Regions from separate parts of the Mus musculus genome. Here all the other regions are linked to region 1. Evidence: chromatin contacts called from ENCODE Hi-C or POLR2A ChIA-PET data. All regions are on one chromosome and are shown on one strand. Each heading gives the region's core, a stretch centred on a gene start or an enhancer-like site at or near the end of the contact. The rest is flanking DNA. Distances are from core to core; before and after follow the strand shown. Region 1 holds the start of Efna3 (ephrin A3). Region 2 holds the start of Trim46 (tripartite motif-containing 46). Region 3 holds the start of Shc1 (src homology 2 domain-containing transforming protein C1).

Region 1 (2,700 bases), core at 70-2,569:
CTGCTATCTTTCCTACCTCTTGAAACACAACAAAACAGCAATGTGCCTGCCTCCCTGGGCACAGGTGCTGTGGGTTCTAAGAACCCAGTAAGGCCCGGTTCTGCTTTGTCTTTCAGTCTGGGCTTCTGGGAAAGAGACAAGATAAGGGGTGAATGCCTAGTAGATCTGTATTCTGGATCCCTCACAAAGAGGGTCAATCACATGGGAGAAGAGTGTGTCTGTATACGTCAGTGTCTCTGTCTAGGGGCCTATGTTTACACCAATTTCTACTCTATAGGCACCTTGTGTGCCTAGATTGGACTGTATGTCAAGTGTCCATTGCTCCTGTTTCTGGATATGGACACCTTTATTTTTTTTCTCTCCCATCGCTGTGTGCATGTCATCTTTGTGCCTGTATGTCCCTAAGAAGACAACTGCTGTGGCAAGTGCTGGAATATAAGGTGCCCTCTGTCCTTAGAGAAAGCATCTATGGAAGCAGGAATGAGCGTGCCTAAGGACATCACTGAGGGAATCGGAGGCAGTGAGGGGACCTCTGTGGGCTTTCCAAGAAGACTGCTCCATTCCTGCCTGGCTCCAACTCGCCTTGGCAACTCACCACCACCAAATACCTTTGCCCTGGATTACCATAGAAGGCTTAGGCTTTTTTTTTTTTTTTTGAGACGGGGCGGGGGGTGGGGGTGGGGGGACACGGTCTCGCTGCGTAGCCCTGCCTGGCCTGGTACTTGTTACACAGACCAATGTAGGTGCCCTCGAACTCACAGAGATCTGCCAGGCTCTGCTTCTAGAGTGTCAGGATTAAGGAAGTATAGCTACTGTGCCCAGCCCCCAGAAGGTGACACTCTGGGCTGAGGTGTTCTGGTTTGGCTTCAGGTGAGGGCCTTCAGGCAGCCAGCTGTTAGCTCTTGGTACCACCTGAAGGCTTCCCCATCTTGTGTCCATTTAACTCCTTGCACACATGGAAAGGGGTGGAGGAAGTAGAGGTCCGATATGGGTCTACTCTTGCTTATTCCAGACGTAGATCTTCGCTCAACGCCCCCACACTCTATGGAGAAAGGTGTGGACCTACACCAGATGTATGTCCAGGTCTTGGCTTCCAAATCCTTCTGTGAACTCCAAGCTTGGGGGACCTAAAGACGCAAACCTCTGCAGCAAATCACCTAGGAGAGAGGAGAGGCGCGTTGTTCCTAAAGGGGCTACACAGTATGGGTCGCCCACGCGCGGCGCGCTCTGGGCTCAAGTGGGGCGGAGCCCCGCGTGAGCGCGCCAGGGGCGGGGCTTCGGGGGCGCGCCCAGAAGGGCGGAGGGAAGGATTGTGGGCGTGACTAAGATTGGGGGCTGGCAGCGGCGGCAGCAGGGAGCTGGGAAGCTGAGAAGCCGGGAGTGCGGGGCTCAGTCGGGGGGCGGCGGCGGCGGCGGCTCCGGGGATGGCGGCGGCTCCGCTGCTGCTGCTGCTGCTGCTCGTGCCCGTGCCGCTGCTGCCGCTGCTGGCCCAGGGGCCTGGGGGCGCACTGGGAAACCGGCATGCGGTATACTGGAACAGCTCCAATCAGCAGTGAGTCGGGGACCCGGAGAACCCGTGCGTCCCGCGTCAGTGATGGGGGAGCTGGTGGGCCCGAGAAGTCCTAGGGGAACCTGGCAGCAGTCCTGGGAGACAGGCTTGGTACCGAGAGGCGAGGGAGAGGGGACGCACTATGTGGGCGTCTGTGAAACTCGGGGGTGTCTGAGAGAAGCTGTTGGGGCATAGTAAAGAGCGCTCTGGCCGTGCGGAGGAGGCTGTTGGGGGTCCCTAACCCCATCTTGGTTTCTCTCCACACTCGCCAATGGAATAGTGTTCTCTGTCCCGTAGTCTCCCCCACCATCCACGCTCCTTTTGGCTAGGTTGAAGTCTGTGAGTACCGGTGTGCTAGGGATAGGCCGCTGCGTTTGGGAGCTGAAGGATGACCTGTTTTCAGCCTGTAATGTTGATGGGGTTCTGCTTAAGACTCTTGGTTTTAAAAGTGGGGTTCGGCATTAAGGCAGGAACTCCGATTCTCCACCTCCTCAGGACGAAGGGTAAGGGGTTGCTCTGGTTGTGTGAATAAGCCCTGCTGGGGTGAGCCGGGCCAGGGTCGCGAAGTTGGGGGGCCCTAGGAACGCAGGGTACTGGTGAGAAGGAAGAAGGCAGAGATGTCGGCATGTCACACACACACACACACACACACACGCACACACACACACACACACACGCACTGAAGCTAGGGACGGCGTATGGCACTGAGTGTGAACGGGCGTGCGCGGCTGTCAGTGTGCGTGTGTCTGTGTGTGATTTGTGTGTCTGCGTCGGCGACCGTCTAGGGGTGGGAGCGGGCGGCGGATCGGGGAGGGGGCTGCGGTCGGTGTCCGCGTGGCCAGTCTTGTCTGGGCTGGGGTGGCTCTTGGCGCCGCCGCGGTCTGGGCGGGTGTCAGGGCGGCCGTGTGGTTTCCTCCGGTGTGTGGCGCGGCGGCTCGGTGCCGGCTGCCGGACCGGGCCATCATTCTGCACAGTCCTTGCTGCCCTTGTCTTCTCCCTGCCGAGCTGTCGTGTGTATCACTCTGGCCACCTCAGTGTATTGGTAGGGGGATCCCTGGGGACACGGGGATCACTGTCACACCTGCCCGGGCGGTGGCGGCAGCTTTGCTTCTGACTCTCCGCCCTGGGGGCCGACTAGGGAACAAATGGTG
Region 2 (2,700 bases), core at 22-2,521, 77 kb after region 1:
AAAAAAAAAGAGTCCAGTTAACTATTGAGTTTCACTTACTCTCAGGGAAGATTTTTGCTTGGAAGCCTTTACCAAAGACCAGATTCTCCAGATTATTGAAGGCCTGGGTGATGTAATTAAGGAGAAACTCACGCAACAAGATAGGAAGTAGAGGGACTGCAAAGCCCTTGCCACCCACTCCCGCCCATGTTCTGTTCATACACCCCCGCCTCCCCTTCCAGCGCGAGGAAGATACAGTCAGGGAGAAGACGAAAAGGCCGGAGCCCAGCAGGCCCCCCTGAATGGTGAGCCACTCGGTGGAGGCCAGCTGGCGGCTGTAGATCTGCATGCCAGCGAAGAGCAGCAGGGACAGGAGGGAGGACAGCGCCAAGGAGGTCCCGGTACCGACTACTATAAATGAGAAAAAGAGTCAGGCTAAGATTCAGGCAGATTCACTCCGGAGCTTGGCTCACCAACCACTTCCAAGTGACCCAGCCCCCACCCCACAGCGACCTCCAGGAACCACCCGGCCCTGCACACCCAAGTTCCCGCCTGTCCGGAGGAAATGCTAGTTCCCAGGACACGTCAGCTTTACCGAGGCTACGGAGAAAAGAGGACCACCCCAACGCCCACTCCCGCTAGAGCAGCCCGGGCATCCCGCCGGTGCGGTTACCCATCACGCCCCGTCCGTGGTCCAATCCGTGTCCCTGGAGAAAGAGGGGAGCCAAAGCCGGCGCGGTTGTCTGTACGCAGGCGTCGGGGCCAACGTGGACTTGCTTTACTTCTTCCTCTACGCGCCTTGGGTGCAGCGCCCTCTTGTGGCAAGGAGGAAATAATGCTTCTAAGAGCATTCTAGGCCACCGCCCTGCTTGGTCTCCAGCCTTCTGTAGCCAAGGCATCTGCTGTCTCTCTGGACAAGCTGCACTCATCTTTCAGTCATGATCCCATGGCCTAGAGTCACCTGTGCCTTCATTGCTATTCATGTCATCTCCCGTACAACTTCCTCAGACCTCCCTGACCCACTATAATTGCCTCAACAACTCCCGAAGATATGTGCCACCCAAGATGTAGCACCGTCCACCTGGAGTTGTTCTTCTGAAACGAGCTTCGTGCTTTATGTGAGTAGTATGACCAGGAATCGATGCAAGCTTCTAATAGGAGGAATGGTTCCTACCTCAAATACCCTCCATGTTACCCACCCCCTAGACCGCCTTTGGAGAACCACGTGGGAAGAACTATTTCCCACCCCCTACCTCGACGGACGCAGTTCGAAGCTAGTCCCTGGAGCATGCGCAGTGACATCTCACCCTCCCCACCCCTCCCTTCACCCCACCCGGCTCCTGCATTAAGCCCCGGGTTCGCAGCAGCAGCCAGGATCGGGCACCCGGGGGCGGGCGGGCACAGTAGGGCCATGGCTGAGGGTGAGGATATGCAGACCTTCACTTCCATCATGGATGCACTAGTCCGCATCAGTGTGAGTTAAGGTGGGGTCAAGGGGAAGGGAGGGGATGTAAAGGGTCGGGGCAAGCCAGACCCTTGAACAGGTGGGGGTCCAGGAAGAATATGGATTATAGAGAAGGGATTAGTTAAGACAGAAATGACTGGGAGGGCGGAGACGCAAGTGTGGAGGGATCCTGGGGACAGCCGAGTGGTGAGACTCCCGTTTGCTGGGGTGTAGGCAGCGAGAAGCTGCCCGGACCCAGCGGGTAGGCTTGGGGTAGCTGCCAGGCGTGCACCAGGGCTATGAGAAGGGGCATGTGTGAGCTTGGATGTTTTCCAAGAAACTGAGGACAGGTGTGGCGGGGGGTGGGGTGGGGTGATGAAAAAACCGCTCCTGGGTGCAGTTCCCAATTTGGACCCCTCCCGACCACCCCCCCTACCGCCCCCAACCCCCCCCCCCGCTAGCTGCCGTGCAGCCTCCCGTTGCCATGGTAACCCGTGCCCGTCTCTCCCAGAGGCGGTGCCAACCCTGCTCCCCCCCACCACTTCCTTCCCCCTCCCTCCCTCTCCCTCCCTCCTTTGTGTCAGCTGCGCCCCTGACCGGGATGGCTGCGAAGAGAGGGACCAAGGTGAGGTGTGGGGGTGGGGAATAGCCAGAAGACCCCTCACCAAAAGGGGGAGGGATACTTCCGGTGGGGAGGGGGCAGGTAGGCGGGGCGCTCCTTCCTCCCCCACCCTAGATTGAGCAAAGGGTTGAAACAGGCCGAATTTCTCCACCAGACTGGGTCTGATAGCTCTAGTATAGAAGGCAAAGAGAGATGGGTTGATTTGGGGAGACTGGAAGAAATAGAATTGAAGAATGGAGGATGGGTGCTGGGGCGCCGGCCAGTGCCCAGCCGGTTCAGAGAGCTAGCGCACCCTGGCCGCGGGGAGCAGTCATGCGTCTAAGGGTTGCTAGAGAAAGGGGCGGGGGACAACACCCAGCTGTAGAATGGGTGGTGCCCTTGAAATAAATGCTATTAATCCAGAGATGGAGGGATGGAGACAGGTGAGGCGGGAGGACTGCCTGCCAGCACTGCTGCAGCGGGAGTGATGGGGGTGGGGCGCGATGGTGGGGGAGGCCAGAGCTCCAACTGTACCTTCTTGGTGGACCTTAAGCTCCCCAAGAGGGGCGCTGAAGCAGGAGACAGAGAGCTGGGGAGGTGTGTGAACCAACGAAGGCGGGTACTGGGCCAAAGCAGTAGGTAGCTTGTGCTGCCCTTCCTGGCAGCCAAGGGACCG
Region 3 (2,700 bases), core at 77-2,576, 99 kb before region 1:
GACCTCCACACAGCCCATGTACTGTAGGGGAAGGAGGGAAGAATGGATCAGCTGACCCCATCCCCCACCCCACACTTGCAAGCCCTTTGCAGAAGGTTCTAGGGCTTTGCCTTATATAGTCCTTACTTCCTAAGGAAAGTAGATTGAAGTAGCCTTCCTACTGCCTGGGGCTTCCACTTCATAGGTGTATGGCAAAGGGGAAAAAGGGAAGAAAGACCACAAAAGAGGAACTTCGTGCACCATGGGGGGACTGCGAGAGGAGTAGCAAACATTGAGTGGGATGGAGTGACATCTCTGGAAAAGGGAGGAGTCTAGAGGGAATAATCAAGAAGTCATTTTCATTCAACTTTTACAGAAAGCCTCAGATGTGCTTGGGCACTGTGTGAACTGGGGGGGTGGGGGGGGGGGTTGGGACCAAAGGAGGAAAGGCAGAAGATTCACAGGCTAAATTAAGGGCAGAGACCTGAAGAAGGAATGCACCAGGTCTAAGAACTGAGAGAATGGCACAGATGTTGCTGGGGGAAGAGCAGGGAGTCCCTGGCAAATCTGGAGTGAGCAGAGGAACTGGACGGGAGGGAGTGGGAGGGGGGTATGCACTCACCCGAACCAAGTAGGAAACCCCAGGTCCCATGACTTTGTCGTTGGGATGCAGCCAGCCTCGTGTGGGCTTATTGACAAAGCTCCCGTGTCTGGTCCACTCCTCGCCCCCCAGCTGGCCCCCTTCTACCCGAGTCCTGCGCCCGCCGCCTCCACTCAGCTTGTTCATGTCCTGGAGGAGGGGCAAGAGGCCTGAGTCCCGAAGGGCTGCCCCTGCACTCCCTTCCCCATCTTCAGCAGCCTTTCCTGGCTCCCCTTTAGGCCCCAGGCGCCCCCCAGCAGGATTGGCCAGCTTCAGGTTGCTCATCCGGGGAAAGAAGGAACACAGGGTAGTCGGACTATCGTCCCCCGGCAGAGGAGGCAGAATGGGTCCCAGGGATGAAGCTGATGGGGAAGGTAGCTCCTCCGGAGGGGTAGACCCCGAAGCCCCCTCCTCCAGCGATGACAGAGACTCATTCCGAAGTGGGTTGTACTTCGGCTTGGGGGGTAGAAGATCCATGGCTGGGGTGAGAAGAGGGGCTGCTGCCCAGCCCGGCCCCCCTGCCAATTCAGGCAAGGGGGCCAGGCAGGGGGCATCCCCAGGCCCTTAGCCTAGTCTGACCTCGGCAGCCCGGTGATAACAGATGACCTGGGGAGGCGAAGGACAAGTGACCTCTGCTCTCCCAACTCAGACCTAGACAGTTTGAGAGCACATCCTTGCACAGCCCAGCTAGGAAACCTCTACTGGCTGAGGAGTACAGGCTGGACCCAGAGCTTACTGGCTCCTCCCCAGAGGCGGGGAACTAAGGAGAGAGACCAATCCCCAGGACAGTGCTGACTCACAGGCTCAGAGGGGCTGAGACACCTCCCCACACAATTTGTGCAAGCCAGGCCACTCTCCCAGCCCAATACAAACAACTGTCTGGGAAGGAGGAGGTGCCCGGCGCGAAAAAAAGATGGAAAAATAAGCAAAAGAGAAAAAAGAAAGGAAGGAGTTAAGAGAAACTCTGGACCAATCCAAACCGACGTGGGCAAGCCAAAGAGAGCAGGAAGACAGGAAGGGATAGAGAGGAAACAGAAGCTGCTGGGCGGGGAGGGGAAGGGGGGAGATGTCCCCCAGAGTTTAGCATTTCCTTTCCAGTCCTGGCTGAAGACGTGACTAGCCCCCTAGCCCAGACAGCCCAGACCACTCCCATCCCCACCATACAGTGAGTGAGGTGGTAGCTCCAGGGAACCTGGGCCATTAGCATCCTCCACCACAACAGCTGTGGACCACAGTAGAGAACCAGGGAGAGAAAGTAAGTCCCAGTGGATATAGTGCAAAGCCAAGAGGAAAGACAAGCTAAAATGGGAATAAAGGCCAATTTATTGGTGGTACATCAGGGGGCTACCAGACAAGAGCTAGAGCAAGCCTGTTTCTACAAGTCACCAAGGACCAACAGACTTGGGGGGTGGGAGTAGGGCTTCCCCAGAGGGTACAGAGACATGCAGCCACCCCTCGGACCTACAGATATATTGTTACTCCTTACAGGCAGTAAACCACCTGACAGTGTACCTCAGGCTAGTGGAGGAGTTGGCCTTGGAGGTAGGGGAAAGAAACAGAACTGGTGCCTACAAGCCACAAAGGGATAATAGGGTCATAAACAAATCTGTGTTAATAAAGACAGGAAGGAGAAAGGGATATTAGAAGTTGGAGTCTGGCCATAAGTGCATAATAATACCAAACCCATATTTCTTTGCCCACAGTTTCCTGCCACAGCTCTGCTTAAGGCCATTCAGGAACTTAAAGAAAGTGACCAATCAAAATAGCTCCAGAATAAACTATCGCTTTATTCCCTTAAAAAAAAAAAAAAAAAAGTAGCTGGGTGTGGTGGTGCACCCTTTTAATCCCAGCAGAGGCAGGTGGATTTCTGAGTTCGAGGCCAGCCTGGTCTACAAAGTGAGTTCCAGGACAGCCAGGGCTATACAGAGAAACCCTGTCTCGAAAACCAAAAAAAAAAAAAAAAAAAAACCAAATACAAGAAATAAAAGATACTTTTTGCTTATTTGTTTTTTCAAGATAGGGTTTGTCTATGTAACAACACTGACTGCCCTGGAACTTGCTTTGTAGACCAGGCTGACCAG

Evidence for each region. Hi-C counts contacts between places; a loop is a spot of excess contacts on that map. ChIA-PET counts read pairs that join two places held with the same protein, here RNA polymerase II (POLR2A).
Region 2: POLR2A ChIA-PET joins it to region 1 with 24 read pairs in Patski. The contact joins the promoter of Trim46 here to the promoter of Efna3 in region 1. A Hi-C loop is called at or near these places in 1 of 37 maps with a recorded cell type or tissue (T-helper 17 cell). POLR2A ChIA-PET finds 5 or more read pairs at or near these places in 3 of 5 experiments (Patski and embryonic stem cell).
Region 3: POLR2A ChIA-PET joins it to region 1 with 13 read pairs in Patski. The contact joins the promoter of Shc1 here to the promoter of Efna3 in region 1. POLR2A ChIA-PET finds 5 or more read pairs at or near these places in 5 of 5 experiments (Patski and embryonic stem cell).

The regions. Positions count from the first base shown.
Region 1 is chr3:89,321,558-89,324,257 of GRCm38, reverse strand. It overlaps Efna3 (ephrin A3), which reads left to right and starts at 1,319. Exons shown (of 5, transcript NM_010108.2): 1 at 1,319-1,552. The coding sequence starts at 1,425.
Region 2 is chr3:89,244,468-89,247,167 of GRCm38, reverse strand. It overlaps Trim46 (tripartite motif-containing 46), which reads left to right and starts at 1,271. Exons shown (of 10, transcript NM_183037.2): 1 at 1,271-1,453. The coding sequence starts at 1,391. It overlaps Krtcap2 (keratinocyte associated protein 2), which reads right to left and starts at 730. Exons shown (of 5, transcript NM_025327.3): 1 at 653-730; 2 at 236-390; 3 at 40-103. The coding sequence starts at 656.
Region 3 is chr3:89,420,247-89,422,946 of GRCm38, reverse strand. Shc1 (src homology 2 domain-containing transforming protein C1) reads right to left here and starts at 1,326. Exons shown (of 12, transcript NM_001113331.2): 1 at 602-1,326; 2 at 1-21. The coding sequence starts at 1,096.